Regions from separate parts of the Mus musculus genome. Here region 2 is linked to region 1. Evidence: chromatin loops called from intact Hi-C (ENCODE). Cell type or tissue: gastrocnemius. All regions are shown on one strand. Links, peaks and the distances in the headings refer to the core of each region. The heading gives the core; the rest is flanking DNA.

The links. Hi-C counts contacts between places; a loop is a spot of excess contacts. Peaks named below come from ENCODE experiments on the same cell type or tissue, not always from the same donor. Only the 100,000 strongest peaks of a DNase experiment are listed, where the experiment ranks them.
Region 2: it touches region 1 in a loop (2.9-fold over the local background); 13 of 42 quality-filtered maps call a loop at or near these places.

Annotation. Positions count from the first base shown.
Region 1 is chr2:120,603,304-120,610,788 of GRCm38, forward strand. Lrrc57 (leucine rich repeat containing 57) reads right to left here and starts at 6,055. Exons shown (of 6, transcript NM_001159612.1): 1 at 5,812-6,055; 2 at 5,615-5,720; 3 at 5,370-5,508; 4 at 4,496-4,764; 5 at 2,645-2,830; 6 at 935-1,955. The coding sequence starts at 5,698. The coding sequence ends at 1,914. Haus2 (HAUS augmin-like complex, subunit 2) reads left to right here and starts at 6,079. Exons shown (of 6, transcript NM_025475.3): 1 at 6,079-6,242. The coding sequence starts at 6,150. In gastrocnemius, for the core only: CTCF peaks have their summits at 3,232 and 5,985; no DNase peak of the experiment used is centred there; H3K4me3 peaks cover 1,050 bases; H3K27ac peaks cover 844 bases.
Region 2 is chr2:120,478,752-120,486,236 of GRCm38, forward strand. It overlaps Capn3 (calpain 3), which reads left to right. Exons shown (of 24, transcript NM_007601.3): 2 at 1,932-2,001; 3 at 3,359-3,477; 4 at 5,740-5,873; 5 at 6,430-6,598. Among named protein-coding and RNA genes, the nearest start is that of 4931402G19Rik, 13 kb to the left of the region's middle. In gastrocnemius, for the core only: no CTCF peak of the experiment used is centred there; no DNase peak of the experiment used is centred there; H3K4me3 peaks cover 1,215 bases; H3K27ac peaks cover 3,867 bases.

The DNA of each region.
Region 1 (7,485 bases), core at 1,005-6,004:
CCAAGTACAATGCCTGTGATCTAACTCCATGTACTAGCTGACTCCAAACCAAACTAAAATTTAAGGCATATTGGGTAGGTTTGTTTTGTTTTTTAAAAAGATTTTGTTTATGAGTGTTAAGGTTGCATGTATGTATGTGTAGCACATGTATGCCTACTGCCCAGAGGCCAGAAGAGGGTGTTGGGACCTCCATGGAGGTGGAGGAACTGAATCTGGTCCTCTGTAAGGACGAGTACTTTTTATCTCTGAGTTCTCTCTCCAGTCCCTTTATATGGTTTTTTAACCTCAAGCACTTCAGATTAGCAAGAGAGATAAATATAGGATGTGGAAAGTATTCTATCAGCAAATGGGGGAGCAGCTAATTCGGATTAGATTAAGGGAAGGAGCTTAGATACGGGTCAGCACCATGTAAGTGAGATGGCATGTCTTGACTTACTAACAGGAAGGCATTCTGGAGCAGTATAATTTGGTATGGTTGGACATACAACTGAGACTAAAGAAAAAGGTGCTACTTGCTGATTCTTACAGACACATGTAAGTTATTTATAGTTTCAGATTTGTTAGTGAAAGGCACTGTTCAGACAGAAGACTTCAGAAAACAATCTCTATGATAGCTTCACGACGTTCTTACCAGTAACAATCTGAAATCCTGTCTCTGTACCTTCACATTCTCTTAAGCACAATTCCCAGTTCCTCAGAAATGTCTGCATGGCTGCAAAGGTGTTCATTGCCATAAAACCAAACAAGAGTGTGAAATATATCCCAATTTTCTCTTTCCTGTCTTTCTTTTTGGCTTTTTTGAGACAGGCTTCTTTTTTTTTTTTTTTTAATGGTACCCAGTTTACTTTCAGAGAGCAAAGAGAGAGGGTGTTGGGATCTCCATGGAGGTTAGGTTAAAAGTTCTTTAATTGATTAACATTACTTCCAGACAAAGTTCATTAAAAATATTTTATTTAGAATATTCTCTCATTCAGAGAGTAACTATGATAAACATAAGTTATTTTAAAATATTGTAGCAATGGTTTTCTTGAAGGTAATCTGATTAGTACAGTTATAAATACAAAAGGGGGAGGAGTTACCAGAAATAGCACATGATTTTTAACAAAGCTTCAGGAAAATCTTGATTATTAAAATTAATTTAAAATCCTACAAGTAGGCTGAGTGTAGCGCATGCCTACAATCCCAGCATGTGGGGGAGGGGAGAGGTGTGAGGTTGGGAGATTTTGAGTCTGAGGCCAGCCTGGGCTACATAGCAAAAACCTGTCTAAAAACAAAAATTTTGTATAATTTTTGCATATAGTTTTAGCTCTTTCAGAGCCTTCTACCAATAAGGCACCTGCAATAGTAAAAAAAAAAAAATTTGCTACTGCAGCCTTGGGGAACATTCTCGGTGGCTGTTGTGTTGGTGCTCCTTTGACAAAGGTCTCTTCAAGACAGCTACATATTTAGGTACATCCTAAGTTCCAAGTGTAAACACTGCTATTGAGTTAGTGTACAGGAACAAACACATTCATCCTTAGTCATACGTTTCCCACAAATTAGAATTTCATAAAAAATATGAAGTATTAACACAGAGGTGATGGGAAAGACTTTATGAAAGCTGACAGTTCGCAAACTCAAAGTCTCCAGCTATGGCAAGCAGCATTTCCTCCCTTCATGAACAGCAGGTTCCTTAGAGCCCAACTAATGATAGTTTTGAAGATCAACACTGGCCATGACCTACACGGCTCAAGATGAAGGGTTCTTCCTGTCTCCTACTCCTAAATCCCTTTCCTTCAGCTTATCTGACATAGTCCTAAAAAGGAAAAAGTCATTAAGTAAAATGTTCTCTGCAGTGTATCCAACATCAGGAGCCTTTGACTCAGTCAGATTTCAACAGAGGTTCCAAGTCTGTCCCATGATCCTGGAGAATATCATGCAAATTTCTTCTTGGTGGCTGTGAACCTCTCCATGTACTAAAAACATGAAAGAAAATTATACATATGGCATTTGGTGTAGACAAATATAAGAATCCTTTTTTTTTCAATGATTTATTTTTATTTTACGTAGTTTGGTGTTTTGACTGCATCTATATCTGTGTGAGGGTGTTGGATCCCCTGCAACAGGAGTTATGGATAGTTGGGAGCTGCCATGTGGGGGCTAGGAATTGAATCCTGGTCCTCTGAAAGAACAGTCAGTGCTCTTAACTCCTGAGCCATTTCTCCAGCCCCCCCTCCCCCAGGGATACTTTTTGACTTACGTTTTTATGTTTTTTTTTTCTTTTTAATTTGACTTGATTAATTTCATACAAAACTAACTCCTTTTCAAGGCAGAATCTCACTATGTAGCCCTGGGCTGGCCTTGGACTCAGATCTGCCTGCCTCTGCCTCCCAAGTGCTAGGATTAAAACCCTGCTCCAAACCTGGCAAAATCTACTTAAATTCATTAATTTTTGCCTCTTTTTTTTGGCTAGGAAACATCAAAAGATGCAGTGCGATAATCAATATGTGGAGAAAGTCACTTGGCACAATACAGTCTGGCCAAGTCTTAGAGCTACCTCCAAAACAAACTTGTCAAATGCTAACTGTAGACATCACTTAAGTTTAATCTCATTAGTTTTTTCTCTGGAGCAGGCACTAAAAATGTAAAAGATGTTAATACACACCTTATCATAACCCTCTAGTTCTCGAAGTTTCTTTATTTCAAAGAGATTGCCTTCCACAGCAAGCAGGCAGATTTGGGAGTCACTGAGGATGCTCTGTGGAAGCATGCTGAGCTCAAGGCAGTTCTCTTCCAGCCGGAGGACCTTGAGGCGAGGACAGCAGGATATCTTCACAGAGAGCTGAGAGATCTGTCAACAACCAAACAGTAAGAGGACAGAGAGCATAATGGCCACGTTACTACACTGAAACAGCTCTTGACTGTGTCCTAGTTTTTCTTTTACCGCCTCCGTTTTCTCACTACCTACTCGCACAGAAGCCTGTAACATACCTTCTGTTACTCCTCCACTTCCAAATTATTTGAAGGTTACCAGTAGCTTTTCAGAAATAAAAACCAATAATAAAAGCACTGTGTATTTATTGTAGGAAATAATGTAAGTTTAAGGGAAAAGCTTACCAGCAAGCTGCCACTCAGAAACAACCACATGAACATCTTGATACCTACCACTCTGCTGAAGCCAAAGTCATGCTTCCCACACTGCAGCATCTGCCTGGACTACCCATTTCTTGAGGCTCCCTCTAGTGCATGACTTCTGAATTTTTCCTGAAAATTTTTTGGGGGTGTCATTTTTTGTTGTTTGCTTTCTTTTTGTTTTTTTGAGACAGAATTTCTCTGAAGCACTGGCCTTGAACTTGCTCTGTAAACCAAGTTTGCCTCTAACTTAAGAGATCTCCCTGCCTCTGCCTCCTGAGTGTTGGGATGAAAGGCATGCATCACCACCACCCTTTTTATTTCTTTATAATTATATTCAAGCAGAAATAAATTCCTAATGCTTCCTATTTAACATTTAGAACCTTCTAGAAAACAATCATTCTTAAAACCATTTCACTTGTGACTTCAAAATCTGTATCAACAGTCCTGTGTACTAATCTCGAATACAGCTGTGTATCTACAGTTTTCACTAAAACTAAATTCTGGTCACTAAATTCTGTTGACTACCTGCATCTCAAACCATCACCTAGGAACTTACAGAAAATGCAGATTCTGCAGATTCTTAGACTTCTCACGTACTGAATCAAACACTTAGGTGACCTTAAGGTCCCCAGGTTATCCAAGTAAGGTCTGAGAAACTGGTCTAGTAGTAGGGAATGTGGAATTATTCAACGAATACCAATGACAGTTCTTTCCTAGAAATCTCAGGAAAAAGACAAAACCAACCTCAAAGGCTGAATATTATGCTAACTACAATTTAGCACAGTAATAACATGAACATAGTAGCTAATATACATGCATAATGTACATATACATAAATGCTAAAAACTCAAGGCTACCGAATCTCAAATGTTTCATCACTGTGCCTCATATCTGAAGCAGAGCACCATCTCCATACTAATGTTAACCAAGGAGCTTCAAAACATTTCACATGTAAAGTCGTCCAATTATAACGTAGCTCCAGAACAGCTATCACATGGATTTCTCAACAATTTCTAACGTCTGACTCTCAGATCCTATGGGTACAGGTCTCATTCCTACACTATATCACCCCTGACACGGCTCCTCACTAAATAATGGGTGTGAAAAGAAAATATCTGTAAAACCTTCGATAGGTTTAATTTTGTGTGTGTGTGTGTGTAATTATCTCACCCTGTTACTCCTTCCTCAAAACACTTTCAACACAATTACACAGCCACTATCAACCCACTCCATGATTCTGGGCATTGGAGTAAGTTCACCTTATATATCTTTTAGCTTCTAATTTCCAACTCCATGATTATCGTTTAAGGAACAAGAAATCAGAAGACCATAAATGCAAACATACACTGGGGAGAGGGGCAAAACAACACAAAGTATGGACCTGGTTCTGGTTGAGATTGAGTTCGATGGCCTGCAGCTCCCCAACTGTGTCAGGTATACTCCGAATCTGGTTTTTAGAGAGATCTACTACATCTAGATGTCTCAGGCAACAAAGCTGGGGGGGTAATGCTCCCAGCTGATTCCCAGAGAGGCTCAGCGTCTTCAGGGCAGACAACTGCCCAAAGGTAGATGGTAGCTCTCTCAGGTGATTGTTGTTGAGACTTAGTGTCTCTAGTTTTTTCAGATTGCATAATTCATCAGGTAGAACAGCTGGTGAAGAAGAAATTAAAAAACAAATCCGATAGAATTAATGACATTTATAAAAAGACAGTATGGTAGCCTGCTTCATCTTGTTTTTGAGACAGGATCTCATTAAGTTGTCTAGGATAGCCTTGAAATTAAGATCTTTCTGCCTCAACCTCTGAGTAGCTGGGGCTACTGTAGGTCTAAGTCACCAGGTCTGGCTTCTTACATAGAATTCTCACAGGTCATGTTTAGGTTTCACAAACTGTTTGGGAGGTTAAGAAGCCATCAAAATGCAGAAAATTGTGTATGTGTGTAAGGGGTTCCTTTTGCTTAGCTGTATTCTAAAAACGATCTGAGGGAGTTTAAAAGATCCTCCCATTCCACCCTGCCCCGAAATTAGATAACTGTTTATATCGATTCCCAAAGGTCTTCCAGGTCCAAATTAACCTAGTAATAATCATTATACCACCCAAAGAGGCTTTTATATTTAATTACAAGAGATTAAAGCTTCAATACTCTAACATTCTGCATCCCCTAAAATGATTTCATAACAAAAATCATCTAACAGGAAAAACACCCTTCATAACTGCTGATTACTAGCAAAAGCTGCCCAGACACAAATTCCATACTCAGTTTGTTGTTGTTGAGGGAGAGGCTCTTTAGCAGAGTGAACTTTCCTATTATCAGAGGCGGTAGGCTGTCAATCTTGTTGTTGGATAAATCGATGGTCCTAAGATTGCTTGTCAGCTTCTGCAACTCTGAGGGGAACTGGAGAAAGGAGCTCACAGTTTGGAAAAATCCTGCACCAATAGTCTTCGCCACCCCGCCAACCCTAGCCCTTTTAGTTTCTTGGTCCGGTCCCCTCAGGTCTCACCTCGGTCAGACCACGGTCTTTAAGCTGAAAGACACCAGTTTTCTGCGCTGTTTCCACATGAGCACGGAGAGCACTGTTACCCATCCTAGCGCCACGGCTCAGTTCCCTGCAGGAAAAGAAGCATAGCTGTCACCGCCTAGTCTAGACATACAGTCGTCGCTAAATCTCCCGTTTGGGTCTCCTGTCCCAATTGTCACCTTCTGCCTATCCCTACTTCCCTGGGGCCAGCCCAAGAGTGGCAAGGAGAAAACAGGCGAGCAGGCAGCGCTACCACAAGGTCCTGATGCTTTGGCAGCAGAGCTAAGGGCCAGGGAGCCTCCGATAGCTGCTGCCGGAACAGGGAGCTTGAGACTCGCCTCCTACCGCTCAGTGCAAAGAAGACTCCGCCAGGGAACACCGGGGACCCGCGCTCGCCTGAGACGCGCTCCCAGGGCTTCCGCCCGGGCAGGAACGCCCTGTGACATCATCAAACCGCGCGCCTGTTCGCGGTGTTGCCCCTCACTCCTCGCGCCAGTTCCAGAGGTGTGCGGAAGCCATGGCGGCCGCCAACCCGTGGGACCCAGCGTCCTCGCAGACTGCAGCTGGGTTACTGCTAAACCACTTGGTAGCTTCGGGCATAGTCACTAAGGTACGTGGGGGCGGCGATGGCGTCATCAAGGTGGCGACAGAATTCTGCTGTGAGGTGGTGGTCCTGGTTATGCGGGCGTGAGTGAGCCAGCTGAGGACTGTGACCATACTCCCGTGGGTTCTTCGAGTGTGAGGGACTGAGTGGCTGGTGCACTGAGTGACTGAGCACTCTGTTTTGAGTGCCTGCGGGTTATCCCAGGACGGTTTGTGGGAGATGGAACAGCGCTCCACTTTTTTTTTCTTCCAGTGACACTACCTCTAGAACAAGTGTTCCTAAGGCTGCGACCCTTTAATACAGTTCTTCTGTAGGACCCCCGATATGGGGACTCCTACTCTAGTCCAGGGATAGGGTGCACCCACGAACACACAAGAATCCTTCTTGTTGCAATACACACGAGGCTTTATTGGCAGAGCTCTGGGCCGACACGTACCTCACACAGGAGGCAGGGGAGTCGACCCCGAGTCTCCAGAGCTAGGGGTTTTTGTAAAAGAAAAAGGGATAGGGATGCGAGGAATTTTAACAAAGGTATGGGATTGGGTCATTCAAACATTAACAGTAAGATTACATGTCAGCCAAAGGGCATCCGGACCTTGTTCCTGTGGGCTGGGGGCTTAACTTTGTTCTCATAGCAACCAGGTGATGTATGAAGCAATGCTGGGCCTCCAAGAAAAGGCCAAAATCTTTCACAGCGTAATGCCATCACAGTTCACCCTTATTATTTTAGCACTATTTATTTAGAGACCGAGTCTTGCTGTGTAGCCCTAGATGGTCTGTAACTCACTATCCCTGGCATTACAGGTGTGTACCGCCATGCCTGGCTGTTAACTCACTTTATAAGATGATATGGCAAAGAGGAGAGGGTAATGGGATCTAATTCTTCCAGCTTGCTGAGAGATACTGGAAGATTTTTTAGTCTTTTTAGGTGTTTCCTTTTTTTTAATGGAGAGGTGTCCTCACTCTATCCTAGGCTAGCCTTGAACACTGAGCCATCTTCCTGCTTCCAGCTCCTAAGACTCCCAAGTCTCTCGTGTCAACCATATGGAGGGCTGAATTTAGATCCCTAACGCCCAAGTAAAAGCAGTATGTGATGGTGCGTGTCCTAGAGCTAGGGGCCAGATACAGGTGGGGCTTGCTGGCTAGCTAGTCTAACCCAATCTATGTTACTATTGGGGTCTGGGCTAGAAAGATTTAGGTTCCTGGCCTCTTATCTAAAGAATTGAAAACAGCTTTATTCTGAGGGAAG
Region 2 (7,485 bases), core at 798-5,797, 120 kb before region 1:
ATACCACATGCAGTGCTCATGGTGGCCACTGGATGGCACTGGAGCCCTTATAACTGACCATTACAGACCAACTGAGCTACAGACCATTGGAAGGCAGGTGCTCAACAAAGGCTGAGCCATCTCTCCAGCCCTGGGCTTATGTGCTTTGAGGAGGCTGATCGCAGAGGTCAGGCACAGACTGTAAAATGCCTCCTCACTGCTCACATTGACTACTTTGATATGTTGCACTGCTTTGGGTGCAGAAAGTCTTATAATTCTGCATGAGAGGTCTGTGTACTCTGTGTGTCTCTGTGTAGCCCTTTATACCAATACTGACTTATGCCTATTCATTGCCAGGAGAGCTATGGTATGATATGGATGTGCCTTTCTATGTAGTAGGATGGAGACAACCTTGAGTGTGAGGGCAGAGCTCAGCTCACTTGGGAGAATTGTGTAGTTGTGAGGAAGGAGAAAGACAGTGAGACAGAAAGACAGAGGACATGTCTAATTAGGGTTTCTATTGCTGTGATGAAACACCATGACCAAGACAACTTGGGCAGCAAAGTGTTTATTTCAGGTCACACTTCCAGGTAAGGAACGGCCCATCACTGAGGGAACTCAGGGCAGAAACTCAAACAGAGCAGGAACCTGGAGGCAGGAGATGATGCAGAGGCCATGGAGGGGTGCTGCTTACTGGCTTGCTCTTCATGGCTTGCTCAGCCAGCTTTCTTATAGAACCCAGTATCATCAGCCCAGCGATGGCCCCACCCACGATGGTCTGGGCCCTCCCCCCTCAATCACTAATTTAGAAAATGCCCTACAATCACATCTTATGGAGGCATTTTTCTCAGTTGAGGCTCCCTCCTTTCAGATAACTTTACTGTGTCAAGCTGACATAAAACTAGCTAGCACAGAACACTTCACAGGAATAACAAGGTTTCTTGAAGCTGTGAAGAACAACATTAAAAATCAAAACACTGAATCTTTAATGAGTTTAAAAGTTTTTTAAAAAATTGCCGGGTGTGGTGGTGCACGCCTCCTTTAATCCCAGCACTCGGGAGGCAGAGGCAGGCGGATTTCTGAGTTCAAGGCCAGCCTGGTCTACAGAGTGAGTTCCAGGACAGCCAGGGCTACACAGAGAAACCCTGTCTCGAAAAACAAACAAACAAAACAAAAACAAAAAAATTTAAAACGAAGCAGACACTGAATGAAATCAAGAGTGCTGTCTGTTGGCTGCTGATGGGCGTGACTTAGCCCATGGGCTTGGAAACTGCAGCTGCCACCATTGCTGCTGTGGGTGTGTTTGCCCCTTCCAACTGGGGAGGGGGGAAGAGGTGAGGCTCTCGTGGGGTTTACAGTCTGCTTCCGCAACTGCCAAGGCCTGTGTCCGGATTTCTAAAAAGGGAAGATTGTTCTCCTCCTCCTCCTCCTCCTCCTCCTCCTCCTCCTCCTCCTCCTCCTGCTCCTCCTCCTCCTCCTCCTCCTGCTCCTCCTCCTCCTCCTCTTCCATCCTGTGCCCCAGTTTACAGAAAACAAAGCCATAAGTTCTGCAGCCTCTTGCCCGTCCCCCCTCTCAAAGAACATTCTACCCAGTACGTGGTATGGAAAGAAGAGGGGACAGCTTTGAGGCTCTTACCTCCTCTGACCCTCAGATGTTTATTGTTCATTTTGAGACAGAGTCTCCCAATGAAGCCCGGGCTGACCTTGAACTAGCCATGCTCCTGCCTCAGCTCCTCCAGTGCTGGGATTACAGCTGTGCACCAATACACCAACTTCTGAGCTTCAGCTTTCTGGTTTCAAAAGAAGAGCGCTGGCTCTCCTCTTGGATGGCTGTGGAGGCCGGGGAGGGGGACAGTGAGTGTAAATCTTTGGCCCCCAGTGCAGTAGGCCATCAGCTCAGCCAGGACTCCTACAATGGTGTTACAATGGTTGTTTCTGTTTTGATTTCACAGGAAATTTGTGAGAATCCCCGGTTTATCATTGGTGGAGCCAACAGGACTGACATCTGCCAAGGAGATCTAGGTAGGAAAAATCCTCTATGTCCTACCAGGTGACCCAGGGTTAGTTAACCTGAGAGATCTCTATTCAGGATGGGAAGGGATAAATTCTGGTTTCTCTTTTAGTGCATCTCCTAATATTTTAAAATAATTTTTATTTATTTATTTAGTGAGTGAGTGTGTCTGTCTGTCTGTCTGTCTGTGTGCACATACCATGGCCTATACCTGTGAAGGTCAAAGGACACCTTGTGGGGGCCAGGTTTTTCCTTCTTCCGTGTGGCATCTGGAGGTCAGTCTCAGGTCCTCAGATCAGGCATCTCCACACTAAAGGAAGTCTTTTGGCAGAGGCGGCGTCTGCCATGTAGAGGAGAGGACAAGGTTCTGTCACCTTGTCGTCTGGACTGTTCTGAGTCCCTTCCTCTCCTCCACCTTTTGTTCTGGAAGCATCCTCCCTAGGCAGACTGTAGGAGAGCTCTGTGAAGAGAAACTGGAGAGAACATTAAAGGACTATTTAAAACTTGACCCAAAAAAAGCAGGAACAACTGAAAAATACCTATCACTTTGTTCCAGAAAGGGAGGCTGAGAACACCTCAGGTACAGTGGCTTCTGGCATCTGAGGGACACTGCCTGGAGGGTGTGGACAAATTAATCCCTGAGCCCTCAAACCAATACACTGCTTCTGAGCTGAGTCAAGGCAGGGAGATAGGGGGTTTGGGTGGTTACAAGCCTCTCTTCCCACCAGCAGTGTGGCAGCTAGCCTGTGCCCCCAGTAGAGCTATGGAATTGTCAGGGTACCAGGCATGTCCCTTTGGCAGCCTTAGTGACCTGTGTAGAATGGTTCTGTGGCAGCTAGCTGCCCAACACCCCTGCCTTCTGACACACGTCTGCTTAGCTGATGGTTCTCTAATACTGTTTTCCGTGATGCCAGAAGGGGAAATGGGCTCACCCTACAAAGACAGAGGACAGCCATAATTACCACTGTTGTCTCTACTGAGACCATAGAAGGAAGTGACTTATTTATTTATTTATTTACAATGTAAAAAGCAAGAGGAATTTATTGTTCCAACATGTTGCGGTTGCCCTGCACATGGAGAGAGAGAATGACCAGGAAGTGTTTTATTAAAGGAGGAATCCATTGCCTAACTTAGGAAAGCCTGTCTTGAGAGAATGAGTTACCCGGTCCTCGTGCTGCTCGTGCCGTTGAGGAGCTCCTGTCCCTGACAGTCTCCTTGCTTGAGCTCACACCTACTTGAGGGCAGGCAGGAAGCAGGGCAGTGGGCATCCCGAGTCATTAGCTATGGGGAGCTTCTTACTGGGGCTGGCAGGGCTCTTCTGAGAGGGGAAGCCCCCATCTGACTACCTGGGTCTGTTTTTGCTTGCAGGGGACTGCTGGTTTCTTGCAGCCATCGCCTGCCTGACCCTGAATGAGCGGCTGCTTTTCCGAGTTATACCCCATGATCAAAGTTTCACTGAAAACTACGCAGGGATCTTCCACTTCCAGGTGAGGAAATGGGGGTGTGGTTGAGACAGCAGCCATACCTCAGTTAAAGATAACCTCAGAGAAGGCACCAAAATGTTCCGTGCTGTAGTAAGGAGGTGACCTTCTCTTGTCTGTAGTCTGTCTGGTGTCTGTGTCTCTCTCTGTGTGTGTGTGTGTGTGTGTGTGTGTGTGTGTGTGTGTGTGTGTGTGTGTGACCCATCTGTCCTTGTTGCCTGTGTATCTAATGAATGTATGTGTTTGCTGTCATGTCTGTGTTTTTTCTCATCTGTGCCTGTGTCATATGTCTGTTGCCTAGTTGTATGTGTGTGTGTGTGTCTGTCTGTCTGTCTGTCTGTCTGAATCTGTGCCTAACAGAGGGCTTTGGTTTGTATTCATTGAACAGTACAGAAATTCTTTGCAGAAATCTTGAACAGATTTTTACAAGGAAAGAAATCACTTTATTGACCTCAAATCACCCAGAGAATCAAAAGCACAAACCCACAGACATATTATCAACTTACATCCACGTGTGGCTTCCAAAATGGGGTAGTTGTTGCGTACCGTTGCTTCCAACCTCTTGGCTGTTTTCAGGAAATTATTACCACAGCGTGCATAATCTTAGGTCATGGTAATAGTAAAGTACATAACTTGAGATTAAAGCTGTGTGTTTAGCTTAGGTTATAAAGGCTGATTACTTGGGAAATCGAAAGCATAATGAGGTTGGCTGCTCTGTTCTCTGAAAGGCCCATTAAACTTCCCCAGGCTGAGTGCAGAGAGGCCAGCAGGCTAAGTACATAGCCCTAAATGATCTCAAGGCATATTATTAACTTGGCTGCAAGGTCCCGGAAACGTTCAGTCTCTTCTGAGTCAAGAGATATTTTCAGACAAGTATAGCACCACCCAGCCACAGTCTGGCCACCCTGGGTCTCCCGGCCTTGACTTCCCAGCTGGCTCAGGAAAGGTTCTACACACCTACCTGTGGGCAATGACCCACTTACAGCTACAAGCTTGCAAAGAAGCAGGTGTTTATCTGTGCCCTCCAACTTACATACTTTCCACTGTGCCCCAGAAAGGGGGAGAGAAAGTCATCCAGGCTGCTGGCTTGAGTGCCTATTCTTGTCCTCCAGCTGGCTGGCTGCTATGTTATTGCCTGAAGCCCCCCCCCCTCAAACAGGTTCTTAAGATGCTCAGCCTGAAAGTGTTGGATTTTTTTTTTCTGTGATCCCTGGCTCATGACCCTGTACCCTTGACAGAGGAGTCTATTTACCTTCCTACTGCTATCACTTACCTTTCTAGGTCTTACCAGAAAATTCTGGTCTTCTGGGCATTTAGTGGCTGGTTTGACCCAGCCCTGAAAGTATTGGTTCTAGAATTAATTTATCCATTAGAATTTTTCTGGGCACTGATCATCTTGATGCAGAGACAAATTCTGGGTTGGATCAGAACAGATCTGAGACCTGCATGTGGGGCTCTGGAACTTTCTGTGGTTCTGAGCAGCGTGCCTCTGGCCCTGAAACTTCCTAGTGTCGAGAATGACTCAAACTGATCAGCTGACATCCCACTCCTATGGTACCTCAGCATATCCAGTGCACTCCCCTTTTCCATTTTAGCCATCAATCAATAAATAAATCAGTTGGGTGTGGTGGCACAGACCTATAATGCCAGCACTCAGGAGGCAGAGACAGGAAGATCAAGATAAGTTCGAGGCTAGCCTGGGTACCTAGTAAAAACAAGTTGTTTATCTGTGACCCCTGACTTCTCATCCTTGACGATGTGCCATGGGAAGGGAGGGAGGAAGGCATACTGCCTGCTGACCTGTGTGCCTCAAACACAATAGAAAGGAAGGGAGGAGGGGAGGGGAGGAAAGAAGAAAATGGGATAAAGAGAAATACTTTAGTTAGCCCTACAGCTTTCCTTAATCATGAGTTCTCAATCCTGGGCGGGCACTGGAATCACTTGGGATACACGAATGTATTTAAACTAGGTCTGTCCCAGACCTATGGGCAAGGGAGAAAAGTCTCAAACCCTAAGATATTCAGAGGACCTACTATGTCTAGAACTGGGCTGGGCTTTTGACAGACACTAAGGGATATGCAGTTTCCTGTTTTGCAGAAGTTCATGGCCTAGTTAGAGATAGATTTACACACTCAAAAGCCAGACTAGAATGAACAAGCTTCAGGATGCAAAGCCCAGGAAATGGTAGGGTTTTGGCTCAGAGTCCTATAGGATGTGGGATCAGGTAAGGGAGTGCACAGGGGTGACTGGGCTTCTTTCTTCTTGCAGTTCTGGCGCTATGGAGACTGGGTAGATGTGGTCATTGACGACTGTCTGCCAACATACAACAATCAGCTGGTTTTCACCAAATCCAACCACCGCAATGAGTTCTGGAGTGCTCTCCTTGAGAAGGCTTATGCCAAGTAAGGCAACATTTAGGATGGGAAACATTTAGGACTACAGGGGTGGGGGATATGGATTTCAAGATTCAGCCAAAGTCTCCTTCACATGGGGCTAGGCATGTGAATGCATGCTCATGTGGATTGTGGGAGTCCAGTAAAGAGCCCGAGTCAGCTTGAGATCAGGACTGGGCAGTAGGAGCCCTATCTGAAAAACATAAAAGCAAAAAGATATAAAGATGTGTGCAGTAAGTCTTCAGCTTCCTACAGTCAGCTCTTTGATCCTGCCTTCATCATGGTGTTTCAAGTCTTCTTCATCAGCTCATTGCTTCTCTGGAGTTCAGCTCCTAGGATCTTACTTGCTTAAAACCATATACTTGTAGCACATTCATAAGACCAGGTTGTCTCTTACCTTAGCCCTCCACCTCCGCCACTAGATTTAGCAGATAGTGGAAGAGGGCTGTGGGAAATGGGGACCGTCATGACAATGCTTCTGGCCCTCTCTGGCCTAGAGTTAACTCAGCTTGTCATACTTCCTGGAACTCCTAGACTCCAGACTGCCTTTTGTCCTCTCTCCAAGGCTCCATGGCTCCTATGAAGCTCTGAAAGGTGGGAATACCACAGAAGCCATGGAGGACTTCACAGGAGGGGTGACAGAGTTTTTTGAGATCAAGGATGCTCCGAGTGACATGTACAAGATTATGAGGAAAGCTATCGAGAGAGGCTCCCTCATGGGCTGCTCCATTGACGTAAGTGTGATTCCAGGGAGGCCCTTCACTCAGCTAACAACAACACACAGCTTCCTCCTGAGATGGGGTGGATGCTGTAAAAGCAAGAGCCACATTGGTGAGATGGCTCGCTGGTAATGACACTTGTTACTAAACCTGAGGACCTAAGTTTGATCTGGAATCCACATGGTAGAAAGACAATGGACTCCCGAAACCTGTTGTCTGACTTCTGCATGCACTTCCTCCCCACACTAAATAAACAAAAATTTTTAAAAGAAACTACCAGTAGTTCCAGCAATTGAAAAGTTGAATCCAACCTGATTTGATTAGTGAGGTCCTGCTTCTAAAAACAAAGAACATGGATGATGGTTAACTTTAAAATTGACAGTTTTTCGGTGGGAATGTGTCCCTGAAGGTGGGGTGCTTTCCAAGAAAAAGAATGAGCCATGACACTCCAAACATTAGAATTCTGGTAGCAATAGACCAGAGGCCCCACTGATTGGCCTCTCTTGTCCAGACTGCTCAGCACAAGCGTGCCCCACAAGCCAACCACATCGCTGGCTATGGATCTTTGCCCTTAGAAAGTTCTGTAGTCGCTGAGTTTTGACATCACCTCAGTCCTTGGACTCTGTGCTGCAGTCTGGATGATCTCTCTGACCCTCTCTCAGGGTACCAAGATCATATGAACTGAGACAGGAACAAGGAGAGGACCCACCATGGCCTGGTTTCCCCAAGAGCTGCTTTGGGAATAGTAGTCTGGGGTGGGGCAAGCCACCTCCTGCCTCTTTCTCTCCCAGCACTCCCTGTGGGTAGGAAGGCTTGGTTGTCACCACATGGGAGAACTCTCCTGTCCTGTCATTGTCTTGTATCTTTTCTGCATTTACGCTCTGTTGATGTCTTTCTCCTCT